3 separate regions of the Homo sapiens genome follow, and regions 1 and 3 are each linked to region 2. Evidence: chromatin contacts called from ENCODE Hi-C or POLR2A ChIA-PET data. All regions are on one chromosome and are shown on one strand. The core of a region is the stretch at or near the end of the contact, and the rest is flanking DNA. Distances in the headings are between cores, read along the strand shown. Region 1 holds the start of CLLU1-AS1 (CLLU1 antisense RNA 1). Region 2 overlaps LOC105369905 (a long non-coding RNA gene). Region 3 overlaps LINC02391 (long intergenic non-protein coding RNA 2391).

Region 1 (5,002 bases), core at 522-3,021, 140 kb before region 2:
GCAGGGGGAGGCTTGACGGACTGGCACATGCCCTTCCAGAATGGCCCACTCGCATGCCTGCCAAGTTGGTGCTGGCTCTTGGCTGGGAGCTCAGCTGGGGCTGAGTGCTAGGGTCCCTGGGAGGTTCCTTGTGGCCTGAACTTCCTCACCACAAGGCGGCTGCGGTGCGAGAGTGAGCATTTCAAGATAGAGCCAAGATGACACTGTATTACTGTGTAAGACCCAGCCTGGGAATTAATGTAGCCTCACTTCCATCCCACTCTATTTTTAAAAAGTGAATTATTAAGGTCACCCCATATTCAAGGGGATAGGAATTAGACTTCATCTGTATTAAGAAAAATGTTTTTAAAAATTGTAGACATGTTTTAAAATTCTAAAGTCCACTTACTGGCTGCAGATTATTTATATATACATGCAAGATACACTCCTACATTCTCTTCTTAGAAGGCTCAGTTGCAGGTACAGATGAAGCTCTTCAAGTGAGATTTCTTATGTATTTATCCTCTCAATCTGAAGACTTGTAAACTAAGAGACAAGTTATTTGCAACCTACATACGCAATATTCAATGGTAAAGTATACATAGGACAGCCACTACAGACACTCTTGTTTTAAATAGAGGAAAATGAGAGCACATAACAGTCATTGGCTCATAGCAACTCTGATATCCAGACAGCAAACACAAGCAGGTCTTTTTTTAGGTCTCAGTCCTACTGCCTGGATTCCCTACTGCTCTTGGGTCTTCCCTCCAGGTTCTTGGTTCTTGGACCTCTTTTCATTTAATACTATTTCTGTTCCTTTAAGTTCAAGCTGGCAAAATATGATTGTACAATTCTGTTTAAAATTCCAGGACTTCCTGTGATTCTTATTGGGGAATACTCCATTAGACAAGAATCTCTTTGACATAAGCCATTCTCTACCTGAGATCCCTGTAAGGCTGTGATGGGACCACATAACCTTAAAATTATTAGAAGACTCATTGTTTACTGAGAGAATATGCCTAGCATATGCTTAGATCCTTAGAGGAACTCTGTTTCAAAGGGCTTATGAGACATTACCTTATATCTTTCTAAGGTACAAACAAAAGGTCTTTGGCTTTTGAGTTTGATCTTTGAGCTGACACCTTTTCTTAATTTGAGAATCCCCTGCTCTATGGAGAGACTGACAAAGAGAAATAGTTTTATATTTGAATGTAACATCTTGGATCTTTAATAGATTATCTTAAAATTTTCCTGAAAATGTAACAGTTCCTTTTTTTAAAATTCATTCTCCCTACACACTTATTATATATGACTAAAAGAAACTCCCTGGCATTTTCAACATTCTGGTTAGAATTTTTCTTAGCCCAATCTACCAGTTTATTAGGTATATTTGTATTTTCCACGTCACTGTAGGTGACAATCTTGCTAAACTTTCTGCCACTACATAACAAGGATCCCTTTCTCCAGTTTTCAGTAACAATCTACCAATAGCCTCCTCAAGGTCTACCAAGCTTCTACTAAAAATCTCTTTCAGCCCCTTCCAACTTCTGCCCACCAACTAGTCCCAGAAGCAATACCCATGTTTTAGGTTTCATTATAGCAGCATCTAGTTTCGAGTTCTCAGAACCTGTTTCGATCATGTTTCACTGTTTCCAAAACATCCCAAAACAGTAGCTTAAGACAGTAACACTTATTTTGCTCACAGGCTGTACGGGAAGCATGGCTGGAGAGGTCTCAGGAAATATACAATCATGGTGGAAGGCAAAGAGGAAGGAGGTATGTCTTACATGGCCAGAGCAGGAGAAAGAGAAGGGGAAGGTGCCACACACTTTTTAGAAACCCAGATCTCATGAGAACTTACTCACTATCATGAGAACAGCAAAGAAGAAATCTGTCTCCATGATCCAATCACCTCCCACCAGGCCCCTCCTCCCACACTGGGGATTACAATTCGACATGAGATTTGGGCAGGGACACAAATCCAAACCATAACAGTTGGCAACCCTTTTTTAAAGAAAGTAATGACATCAACTCCTTGGGGATGTGGATTGGGGGAGAATATTGGAGAGGATCCAGGGGAAGTGAAGATATCAAGTTCTTTATACATAAATAGATCTATCTTTTTAGGGAAGTAGAATATGTCATTTAGGATAGGGAAAGTTGAAGATGTTACTCTATTCAGCTTTAGGGAAACTCCAAGATGTAACACTATGTCCTGTGAATATTAGTCTTGTGGAAAGTGCTCCATTGGAAGAAGACAGAAAATGTCCTGCTGCACAGAGATCCATATCTTCATGCCACGTCTTGCAAATGCAGTCAGGGAGCTTGCTCTAAATTCGTGTTGCCTTTTAGGAAGTTACAGAGCATATTTCTTTATATCTTCTTTATTTTTGCCCTTGATAGGAGACTGCCAGGGATTCAGTTATTATAATTTTACATTTATTTATCCTTTTCTGGGAGCATCTCATACCTTTTTTACTAGAGAGGCCAAGGTCACAATTAAGATTAGGGAGACAATACAGAGTCAAGACACCTGAATTTTGCCACACTACTCTTGGGCCACTTTAATTGGTGTTTCTGGGCCTCATTTTTATTACTATTATTATTAATTATTTTATGGTGTGTATAGGAGCTGGAAGATAGTGACTTCTATTAGAATTTATTCTTATAAACAATGCTGTATGGCTCTTGGATTAAGAAGTAAATAGAAAACAAAAAGGGTCTTTGAACTGCTGTCTCTTCTAGGTCTTCTCAGAGTGCTACTGGGAATTAGATGGGATTAGATGGGTGAATTTCCTTTTTCTTTTGTTTGAGAGGTCTAGATTTTTGAAGTATCTAAACCATCTTTAGATCTAAGTTAATCTCCAAAAAGCTTTATTGCCTGAAACATTCCAGTTCTAGGAAGTTTGCATTTCTCTGAGTGTAAGGGTCTGGTCTGTAACTCCTTGAGATCAGGAATGTGTCTTTTTATCCCCATAGTTCAGCGCCTACCCTAGTGTCTTCCCTACAAGTGATCATTGAATGAAGAAAGGAATAAATTCCTTCTTCTCTAACATACATCAGAGACCTCTGACCCTTATTGGGTCCCCCTTCCCTATTGATATACCTCTCCATCTCCAGACATCCACATGGCCTCCTAGGGGTATGGGATTCTTCACTCTTCTCCTGGTACAAGCTCCTTGCCTGAAATTTTTCTGACCCACCCCCATTTCTAACCGTCACAGGTTTAGATTTTCTGAAGCAAACATACAGACAGAGTTCGAGTTACAAGACATTTAATAGGAATCGACTCTTGTGAAAGGAAGAGGGGAAGATGTGGGACTGGGCTCAGTGAGAAGCCAAGCTGTGACACAATGAAAACCTCAGCCCACCCTGCACAGAGCTCAGGAATGAGTGTCACGTGTTAGAGCTGACCTGGGTCAGGTCAACATTGCTGGGTGTTTCTGCTTCTGCCTCGTTCAGTTGTCAGATGCAAGCTGACCTGGGAAGGGTTTGACTGGGCAAGATGGCTGTCTGCAGATGAGGTCAATCAGAAGGGGCTGACAGCCAAAAGTGGTTTGCTCATCTCACTACCCACAGCTGGGTGGCAAGTCCTTCAAGAGGGAGCTGGATGATGCTTCTCCACCTCTACCACACCAAACAAAGCATTTCTTTCTTATTCTTTTTCTTCCTGTCTCCCTTCCCCCTCCCCCCTCTCCCCTTTTCTCCTCCTCCTCCTCCTCCTCCTTCTTCTTCTTCTTCCTCTTTTTTCTCCTTCCTCTTTCTTTAGAGACAGGGTCTTGCTTGGTTGCCCAGGCTGGAGTGCAGTGGCAAGGTCATAGCTCACTGCAGCCTCAACCTCCTGTGTTTAAGCAATCCTCTCACCTTGGCCTCCCAAGTAGCTGGGACTACAGGCATGTGCTATCATGCCCGACTAATTTTTTAATTTTTACTAGAGACAGTCTCACTATGTTGCCTGGGCTGGAGCATTTCTATTCATGGGTTTTGTTCCTCTGGAGCTGTGCTGTTCTCTTTGATAACATGAATATGGATTTGTATTTACCCCCTTCTGGCCATCTTAACTAATGGCCCAAAGGAAGGCCAGTGGTGAAGATGTTTCTCTACAGGGAAGTTTCTAAGTGTTTCTCAGCCTACATGTGTGAGTGTATTAATGGGAATACTGGGGATAATTGGATAGAATGTATGAAATTAGGATTGGCCTAAACTATCTGGTCCAAAGTTTATCCTAGTGGCCCTAATAACATCTCCAGTGATGGTCTTTCCTGAGGTTATAGAATGAGCTATAGGAAAGAGTGATAGTACAGGAATGAGAGGATTGGATCGTCTTTTCTCTTTGTTCTATTCCTCTATGATTATTTGATTTCTTTTTTTTGTGATGGAGTCTCACTCTGTCGATTATTTGATTTTTGTTTCAGATTAAGGCCAGCTTTCTTTGACTGAGCAGACCCACGTATATGGGAAACGGCCACACACCAAATTAAACCATTCACTGACACCCGGGCACACCCATTTTCACCACTCTGCTCTTGCCCGTGCCATTGCCTTTGCATCCAAGGGATTCTTCCTTCTGTGGCAATCTGTATGACATCCTTACTAAGAAGGCCTCCCTCAGTGCCCTTGGCCCTCTCACAGCCCTTTCCATGGCCTTCTCCACTAGACTGTGAGGAACCCAGTGTCTGGAACAGTTCATGGCATTGTTGTTAGTGTTGTCATTTTGTTGTTAAGCCTTCTGCTGTCAGTGGTCATTTCATATGTTTGCATATTTACGCCCTGCCTCTTTTTGGTATGCAGTGTGGACCCTATTGCACGGCTACTTGTGTTTCAGTGGCTTTGTCCTATTCCACCTTCTATGCCACTTACTCTGAATGCCTGGCACATTGGTAGGTGCCCAATACCAACTTGGAAAGTGAATGAATTTGTTTTCTCATTACCTTTTGAAATGCCTATACAGATGTTCCTCCACTTATGATGGAGTTCATTCTGAAAAGCTCATGATAAGTAGAAGATATTATGTCAGAAATGT
Region 2 (4,351 bases), core at 953-3,452:
GGGAGGAAAGCAAATTGCTAATTTGAATGATAAAAGAGATTCTGTTCAATTGAAAGCCTTAAGATTTCAGATGGGAAGAGCCCACCAGTGGCTGTAAAATGACTTCTACCACGTGATCACGGCTCAAAGGAAAAAGCAGAAAGGAAAAGCAGATCATATCATCTGCAAAAGAATGAGAATCAAGCTGGCATTAAATTTCACATTAGCAATACTAAATGCTCAGGAAAAAGGAATAATGCCTTTAAAATTCTGAGGAAAACATATTTTTAAACTATATTCTCTATACCTAATTAAATTACTATACAGGTGTGAACATAGATCACATTTGCATGTACTGATTTTCACACATTCAAAGAATCAGAAAAGCTGCATCTCACATACAGTTTCTTAGGAATTGTGTTGAGTGTGTCTTTCAATAAAAGGCTGGAGTTCCACAAATGAGGAAAGCAGCCCAACAAAGAAGAGACAGTTGTATAGGAGGCCTAGACAACAAGTACAGACAAGAGTAACAGGATGAAGCACTCTTCCCTGAAGTAGCTTCAGAAGAAGGAAGTTTCTGGAAAAATTTTAACCAAATCTCTGATGCAATGGACAAAAAAGTTGGGCACGTAATAAAGGCAAATAGTACTTTTAAAAAGCCAGTTAGCAACTTCAGAAAAATTAAAAGCTGTACAAGACAGGAAATATAACAGCACACTTCTTGACACTGTGATAAACAATACTGTTTTGAGTCCCCGTGTAAACACTATTCATTGATTTACAAAGTTACAGACAAAGATGATGGAATTACAATTAGAGAGCAGAAGGCAAATCTTACTAATCTCAACATCATGTAGGAACAGCAAAAACGGAGGGAAGCAAATTGTTAATGTGAATGATAGAGGAGAGTTTGTATAGCTGAAATACAAGATTTCAGATCAGAAGAGCTCGCCAGTGGCTGTAAGAAGACTTCCATCTAGGATCATGACTTCAAGAAAAAAGCAGAAAGGAAAAGCAGGTTATCTGCCAAAGAATGAGGATCAAGCTGGCATTAAATTTCACATCAGCAATACTAGATGCTCAAGAAAAAGGAAGAATGCCTTTTTATTGGGAGATGGAAGTGGAAGAAAAGGACTGAAAAGATGAGGACTCACAATAAATTGCTTACTGTTAAAGGAACAAATGTTTTCCTTACATAACCAATAAAGGTCTAAAATAGAAATATGACTAACGGGAGATATTGAGTGACTTAAGTTACATTCTCATCTGTCAGTGTAGGAAAACAAATATCATATATAAAACTAATAACTCAAGAGTTATCAATGTAAGCATATTATTCAGAGATAGAGAGGTTACTAACCAAAAAATGCTATAAAAATTAAAAGTTACATGTGTGGAGAGACATTGAGGATAAGAGGAGTGGGACAGGAATGATTACTCTTCAGCTGGAGTGCTTTTGTCTTTTGTTATTGTTGTTATATGGAATTTTCTCTTTTTGATAAAATTTTTAAATGGTTAATATAAAAACTCAAGTATACAAATGTTACTAAGACATGTGCAATCCACTATTAGACACAGTTGATCAAATTTATGTAAAACTTAAGCGACAAAGTATTCTTCTACAATATATTTAATGCTGAACATGATTTCAGGACAGGGAGATGCTCACTTTATTTTGATAAACAGCCATTAATTCTCTAATGTTCAAACCCAACAAGATGTAGAGTGTTCTCCAGTATCGCCTTCCATTTGGAGACATCTGTGCTCATTGATCTACAAAGGGCAGGGAATGCCTGATTATTTTATTATGTCATTTGCTACTACAGGAATTATTCATGATCATTTACCAGCAAGCTGAGAACACGTGGGGCTGATATCTTGATTCAGAACACCAAGCCTAAAAGGGATACAAGTACTTAGTAAATTTAGAAGCCGATTCCACTCTACCACCAGCACCCCCTTCATCTTACCTTTAAACACATGCATTTATCACCATCTACCTTTAAACACATGCATTTATCACCAGAAACTGTATGTGCATTTTGCAAAGAATGTCCTTTTGTGCAGCAGAGAACAAAGGGATTTTTCTGCAAAACGATACTGAAACCTGATCACTGATGCATACTCTCTTGCCAGCATCTTGCCTATTGAATATCATCCCAGCCTATTATTCCCATATTGTTCTCTTTGGAAAACAAAAAGATGAGGAGTCCATTTAAAGTGCTCAAACAGCACCCTCTGCTGGTTGAGTTTAAGCTGAAGATTTGATGTGTAGCAGGGCTTAGTGACACATGGCAGAAAGAAGAAAAGAAAGCAAGGGAAAAACTGTAGACCAGGATGCATAAGGCAAACATAAATAGAACTCCATCAGTAATTTTGGTTACATATAAGGAAACGGATATTTTAGGCATCATAGCACATATATAGTGCAAAGACACTGTATTAATTCCTAATAGAATACTCCGTTCTTACAAAAAGAATATATTGAGCGACTTTGCATATTACCTTCAAGTTCTTTACTTTACAAAATAATTCACAAATTCCCCCAGTGAGTTCCTCTAGTGCTCTGAATATGTGGCATGACTTACACTCTATCTTTGGGTAACATATTAACTGTGCAAAACTAACTGCAAACTGTTTCTTAGGTCACAGACCAGGGCTCTTCATGATACCAGAGATACCTGCACTTACGTGACGTGTTTTTAAGTGTTTAGGAAACATTCAAAATTAATTTTTAATGTCTTGCTAATATGTAAGAAACAAGGGTTTGGAGATGGCAAGATTAATTTCTCCAACAAAGAAAAAAATGAGTAGCATATGTTCTCCAGGGCAGGGGATCTGGAGATCTGTTTTGCTTAATATAGTATAAATTCTTAATATATTGAGTAGCAATTAAAAACAAGTGCAGTCTTACATTTTAGAAGAGTGGAGCTAGGATTTTTTTATATCTTTGACTAAAAATCAATTAGATATTCAGCTCTCCCTGCTTGCCCAGGGAGTGGAGTTCACTTCCCATTCTCACTAAGCGTTGGTAGCAGAGAAAACAGTCAACAGATTTTAGACAGTTACATAGTGAGACACCCTACGGGCCTTTATTCTGTTTCCTCCAAAGTAAGAGCAGGGGAAATTTAAATGTCCACAGTCACCAAGCCATAAAGTACATGAACGGCACACACTGAGTTTGAGGAAAAGCACGTGATCCTCTTGGTCTATCTTTAATTTTTGGTGGAGACAACAATATCAAGAAACAATTATCCACTATAAGAAAAGCAACAGTGCAAATATGATGATAAACGATAACTGAAGCCTTGCTTTGATGTTAGGGAGAAAATTAGGAGTAGGAAGACTGATGAAATGGAGAGTGTGTGCCTCACTTAAACTGGCCAGATACCGCCAGATGCGGTAGCTCATGTCTGTAATCCCAGCAATTTGGGAGGCTGAGGTGGGCGGATCACTTGAGGTCAGGAGATCAAGACTATCTTGGCTAACACGGTGAAACCTCATCTCTACTAAAAATACAAAAAATTAGCTGGGCGTGGTGGCATATGCCTGTAGTCTCAGCTACTCAAGAGGCTGAGGCAGGAGAATCGCTTGAACCCGAGAGGCAGAGGTTGCAGTGAGCCGAGATCACGCCACTGTACTCCAGCCTGGCAACAGAGTGAGACTCCGTCGCAAAACCAAAACAAACAACCAAAAAAACTGGCCAGATACTTAGCACTTGTCATTGCAGCCATGAAGCCCACAGGGACCAGGGTTGCCACATCATTTGATGATTCAAGAGGAGCTTGAAATCAGAATATTTACTCTTTGGGGCTCAAATCTTCACAAAAGAGTCTGTGAGCCAAAACAGAAAAATATTTACAAACTAAATTTATCCCATGGGCCAGCAGTGTCCAACTACCACAGACTCAAAGTTCTTTCCTTCTGCCTCAGGGCCTTTGTACATGCTCATCATTCTTCCAGTAATTTTCTTCTCTCATTCCCCCTGCCTTCCTCCTAGTTAACTACACTCATCCCTCTGATATTGACTCAATTGCCACTGCCTCCAGGAAGTCTTTTCTGATCGCTAGATTAGGTTAGGCCTCCTTGTGATATGATCTCCCACTTTTCTGCATCTTTTCATCATAGCACATAGCACAGTTTGTAATTATATGTTTATTTGTATAATTTGAATTTTTTTCTCCTCCACCATGAGGTCAGAGGCCATGTCTCTGTTGTTCAGCAGCACATTGCCTATAATAAAGGAGGTATTGGTAAATAATTGCTAAATGAATGGTTAATAACTTTAAAGTAGCTCTTCATAGTCATAGCTGGAGCTATTCGTCTGTGATTAATATCACAGGAACCCTTAGATTTGGGCATGAAGGTGGGA
Region 3 (4,716 bases), core at 1,423-3,922, 230 kb before region 2:
CATTTTAGACCACGCTTTGCTAAATTTTGGTGTTCACCTAGCTTGGTCTATTCATATCAACACTGTTATTAAAATTGTCACTTGGGGGTTCAGTTATTTTAGGTGTCATTAACAGCAACTGAAGGAGGTTTTTAATGATATGAATGATTGAGAATGTATATACTATGGAATGAGAACAAGAAACAGTTCACCCTAAGTTAATTATGTAACAAATAAGTGTAGTTCTGGTGTTAGCATTCAATTTCTCCTCATTGGAGAGTTGGCCATTTCTCTGCCTTATGGGATCTGGAACCCTTCTCTTTCCATCTCCCAATTTTGCATATCTCTTAGTGCTTGTCCTCTGTGTTTCCTATAATTACCAGACTGGTTGGCATGGTTAGTTCCCTATATCTGGCCATTTGCTCTTTACAGATAATTTCTGGATTCCATGGAATTTGCATTGGCAAGTTCCACATTCCTGGTGTCCTTTGGGAAACTCTGGAATGCTGGTTCTTTCCTATCGGGAATGGAGTTTCTGCTGAATGTGCTTCCTGTTTTGCTTGGTTTTTATTTTTGTGATTATTATGTGTTAAAGGTTGTAGGGGATTCCCTTGGATGCAAATATCTACTGCCCCTGAGGCATTTTACTGTGAGGAACACTTAACCTGTCTCTCTATCCTTCCCTGTCCGGTACTCCATTTCTCTACACTGATTTGTGAGAACAGCGGGGGTTGGACAGGCCCATTTTGGGCAAGATAAGAAAAGCATTAACTTGTGTGACTTGACAATGGTTCCTCTGTTACACCAAATTTATGGAACCCAAGGTACTTCCTGGATCCCTTCTTCGTGACCATTATCATTATAACTGTCATTTATTAAGTATCTACTATGTTCCAAGTACTTCAAAGCTGTAATCTCATAGAATCCTCATAAAGATTCTGCTACGGGCAGGTCTTTGTTCTTAGAGCTCCCAAGATGGTGGCAGGCCACTCCCAAGATGGTGGCGGGCCACTCCCAAGATGGCAGCAAGCCTTTTGTTCTCTGACTTGGGGTTCTTGGCCTCACAGATTCCAAGGAATGGAACCTTGGGCCACACAGTGAGTGTTATTGCTCTATTAGAAGCCGTGGGTCATGGGAGAGAACCGTGGAACCCAGCAACTTGTGTTCAGCTCGATTAGGAGGAACCCAGGCACTTAGCCGCTCAGGAACAATGGCGAGCCTCTAGCCCGATTGGCAGCGGCAATGGGTGTCTCCCTGGATCAGAAGCACAGCAGACACCCTGCCAGATCCAGAGGCATGGAAGTCAGCAGTGGGTCTGCGATGGCAGCGGTCAACAGTGGTGGATAGTGAGCAAAAGCTCAGCTGGAGCTGGAACAAACATGGACCAGAAGCGTGTGCAGTTGCAAGATTTAATAGAGTGAAAACAGAGCTCCCATACAATGGGAGGGGACCTAAAGTGGGTTGCCACTGCTGGCTCGAATGCCTGGGTTTATATCCCGATCATTATCCCTCCCCTGTGCTCTCAGGCGATAGATGATTGACTATTTCTTTACCTCCTGCTTTTAGCCTAATTGATATTTTAGTGAGCTCTCTTTACTACCTGATTGGTCGGGTATGAGCTGAGTTATAAGCCCCGTCTTTAAAGGTGGATGGGGTCACCTTCCCCAGCTAGGCTTAGGAATTCTTAGTCAGCACAGGAAATCCAGCTAGTCCTGTCTCTCAATTCCATGAAGTTTCATATCTTACAGATGTGAAAATGCACACATAAAGAGATAACTTCCCTAAAGTGACAAAAGTAGGTGTGGTCAGGACCATGTTTTAATCCCAGTGTTATCTGCTTGGGCCAAAGCCCTTGATTTAATCACAGGCCTCCATCATGCCCATTGTCCACTACAACTGTAACCACTCAGGAATCAAATGCTTAACTATTTAATGTCTATTTTTATGGCAGTTTTTTTTTTAGCAAAGTTAAAGATTTTAATTAAAGTTCAATTAAATTTCCAAAAGCTACACTTGCCTTTGGTTACATCTTTTTAGCAATACAGTGGTGGAGTCTTCCACTTAATTCCTTAAAAAAAGTTAACATTGTGTGTTCTTAGCATCACAAGTTCTGAGTGACAAGCAGCATTAAAGGGCATTTATTTGATGTCTGAATTTCCTCTGCAACATCTAACAAGGCTCACCTCTGTTTGAACAAAGCATCTCATTCCCTCCTCGGAAAGTGGGGGCTGTAAGATTGAGTCTCTGGTTACTAGGCGAAAAATGTCAGTATTAGATTGGCAAGGTAGGTGTTGGCCCAGCCAAGTCACATGGAATCAGCATCTGGACATGTGACATACTTTAGTTACTAGGATTAGTGTTGAAAAATTTATTTTGTCTTTCCCTCATCTGTTGAGCGTGTTAGCCACTAAAATATAGGAATGTAAACTTCCAACAGAGTTTTCTATTCCACCCTTTGCATTCTTCCCCCAAGGGGAAAGAGTCTACCTTGGACTGGCAGGATTCCAAAAGACAGAGCTTTTCCAAAAGACATTATCGAGCCGTTATTGATGATTAGCAATGATAATAAGCTAATGTTTCTTTATACACTGTCAGGCACTGTGTTAAGCATTTTTAAGGCATTCTTTTATTTACTCCAATGAAAGTGAAATACCACCTACGGATGTGATGAGGACTAAATGAGATAAGACAGAGCACTTAAAACCACGCCTGTCTGGGCATACTGTAAGCCTCAGTGACTACAGCCATGATTGTAATCAGTGACTGTATTTCCTTACTCTTAAAGCAGAGACAGGAGCAAGCTGGTGGAATCGCCCTCAATATTAACTCACATTTTTTACCTGATACCATTTCCAATCTTCTGTGAAATCCTATCCAGACCCTGTACTGACTCCCCTGGCAATTTCAACAAGAAATATTCTACCTTTCACTGCCAATTTGTTTTGGTAGAGGCTGATCTGCAGTCTGAACATAAATGAAAGGGAATCCACCCGCAATAATAAAGAGTGAGCCTGGCCCATCATGATCAGAGACTGGCCCCTAACATGTTGACACAACGGCTGAACTATTTGAACACTGGAATGAACAAGTTGCAACAACTCCTGCAAGTCTCAGGAACTAATGTACGGACAACGACGCGCATTTCACTGACAGAGTCCTGATAATATATTGCAGGAAAACCCACGGGCCAGCCGATAACACTCAGCGTTAATTTGTTTACCCAAAAATTAGAGGAAGGAGAAGTTGGTGATTTGCAAAAAAAGAAGTTTTGGTAACAAGCGTAACGTTGGTGTGTAATTTTCCTAATTGAATTGCCAAATTTCTACCCACCACTGATCTTAATTTATAATAATGCTTCCATCTGTCTCACCTCCAGCATAGGAAATGGGAAGAGGGTGGTCTCTGCCTTAACATGGTAAGAAGAATATCTGCAGGTAGTAGGTAATCTTTAAATTACATGTGTGATACTGGGAATTGCATATAAGCAAATAAGGAAGCTCATTACTTTTCCAGATTTCAATTAACTGTATATTTGTAAAAATGCTTTCAGTTAGCAACATTTTGAATGGTAAAGGGATTGAAATTTACCTAAAAGAAAACCTTTTATAATGGTTTAGCAAATTTCAAGATTATCTAGGGCAGTCTGCATGGCCCTCAGATCATAGTGAATTAGTAATTTCTTGTGCAGAAATTGTCAAAAAACAGGAGGAAGTCAGGTGCCTATCTAGAAACATAAAAATTGGGAATAACACAAAAAGGAAACCTTGACTTCCTACTAGGTATATTAGGCATTTAATTTAAAACTTCATTTACTTTTTAAAAATTAACACAATACATGTTCACAATTCTAAAAACTCAAATACAACAAAACGTTTAATATAAACTTCTTACCCTCTCATTCCCAATTCCATTCCTTACTTTCAAACATTTCAGCAGTTTCTTCTATTTATTTCCATATTTGTATACTCTCTCTCTCTCTCTCTATATATATATATAGCTATTTCTTGATTATTTTGAAAACTTACTGACCACTGAATAATGACCTCCTCCAGGTAAAATGAGGATATCTTTCTTTTACATCAACTCCTGTCCCCATAGGCTTAATGTGATTATATAAAAATTTCTAGTTAAATCAGTAGAACTGGGACAGGCCACAAAGGCTGATCCAAGCCGAGAAATTGGAGAGAATAATGATTTTTTTCTTGGCTAAAGTTGTGTATCCTTGGAATTACTATCAAAGCAGCAAACATGCAATGCAAAAGATCCACCTAAGCATTAGGCTATATATGTATCAACTCTGGCTCTTAGTACCTCCCTTGCTTCCTCTCCCAAGGTGCAGCCTGGGTTCAAGGTCCTAGCAGTCCACACATTGTGAGGACTCCTCTAGATCAGACCAAGCAAGGCTCTGAGGTCATTGCTGCTGAGCTGGCCTTGGTGATGGTGATAAGCATTAGTGCCACGCCAGCACTCCAGAGCTAATACACTATTATAATATACTGATTGGGCTATAATGTACAGTTTTAAAATTCTGTCTAATTTTTTTTAAATCTATAAATTAAAAAAAATCTTCTTCTTTATGTTGATTTCCTGAATACTAAAAATAGTATAAGGGCAACAATTATTCTTGGTACTACTTATGTAATTTAATCATTAAAAGCTACATGTAGATCTAGTATCATGACACCAGAAATTTTCCGAAGAATTTTTTTTTTTTTAGTTTGAGACAGGGTCTCACTC

Evidence for each region. A loop is a pair of places that touch in the nucleus more often than their neighbours do. ChIA-PET counts read pairs that join two places held with the same protein, here RNA polymerase II (POLR2A). Pooled maps may share reads with other maps.
Region 1: a loop to region 2 is called in a map of Caco-2, with 15 times the contacts of the local background. The contact joins the promoter of CLLU1-AS1 here to the enhancer-like site in region 2. A Hi-C loop is called at or near these places in 13 of 168 maps with a recorded cell type or tissue (B cell, Caco-2, Calu3 and 9 more), 28 of 37 single-sample maps with no recorded cell type and 14 of 50 pooled maps. POLR2A ChIA-PET finds 5 or more read pairs at or near these places in 7 of 52 experiments (B cell, GM12878, H1 and 4 more).
Region 3: a map of Caco-2 shows a loop between it and region 2 (2.1-fold over the local background). The contact joins two enhancer-like sites. A Hi-C loop is called at or near these places in 2 of 168 maps with a recorded cell type or tissue (Caco-2 and mammary epithelial cell) and 3 of 50 pooled maps. POLR2A ChIA-PET finds 5 or more read pairs at or near these places in 1 of 52 experiments (CD4-positive, alpha-beta T cell).

Annotation. Positions count from the first base shown.
Region 1 is chr12:92,431,228-92,436,229 of GRCh38, forward strand. It overlaps CLLU1-AS1 (CLLU1 antisense RNA 1), which reads right to left and starts at 1,772. Exons shown (of 3, transcript NR_144319.2): 1 at 1,683-1,772. RefSeq lists enhancers at 1,664-1,963, 3,427-3,486, 3,507-3,566.
Region 2 is chr12:92,568,334-92,572,684 of GRCh38, forward strand. The region is part of intron 1 of LOC105369905 (a long non-coding RNA gene); the gene reads left to right. Among named protein-coding and RNA genes, the nearest start is that of LINC02397, 100 kb to the left of the region's middle. RefSeq lists an enhancer at 2,189-2,318. Within about 2 kb of position 2,203, at least 5 of the 41 ENCODE cell types and tissues checked have a DNase peak (open chromatin) inside an H3K27ac peak, as active enhancers do; they include GM12878 and OCI-LY7, where a contact is called at or near this core.
Region 3 is chr12:92,338,404-92,343,119 of GRCh38, forward strand. All of the region lies in intron 2 of LINC02391 (long intergenic non-protein coding RNA 2391), which reads right to left. Among named protein-coding and RNA genes, the nearest start is that of LINC02391, 23 kb to the right of the region's middle. Within about 2 kb of position 2,673, at least 2 of the 41 ENCODE cell types and tissues checked have a DNase peak (open chromatin) inside an H3K27ac peak, as active enhancers do.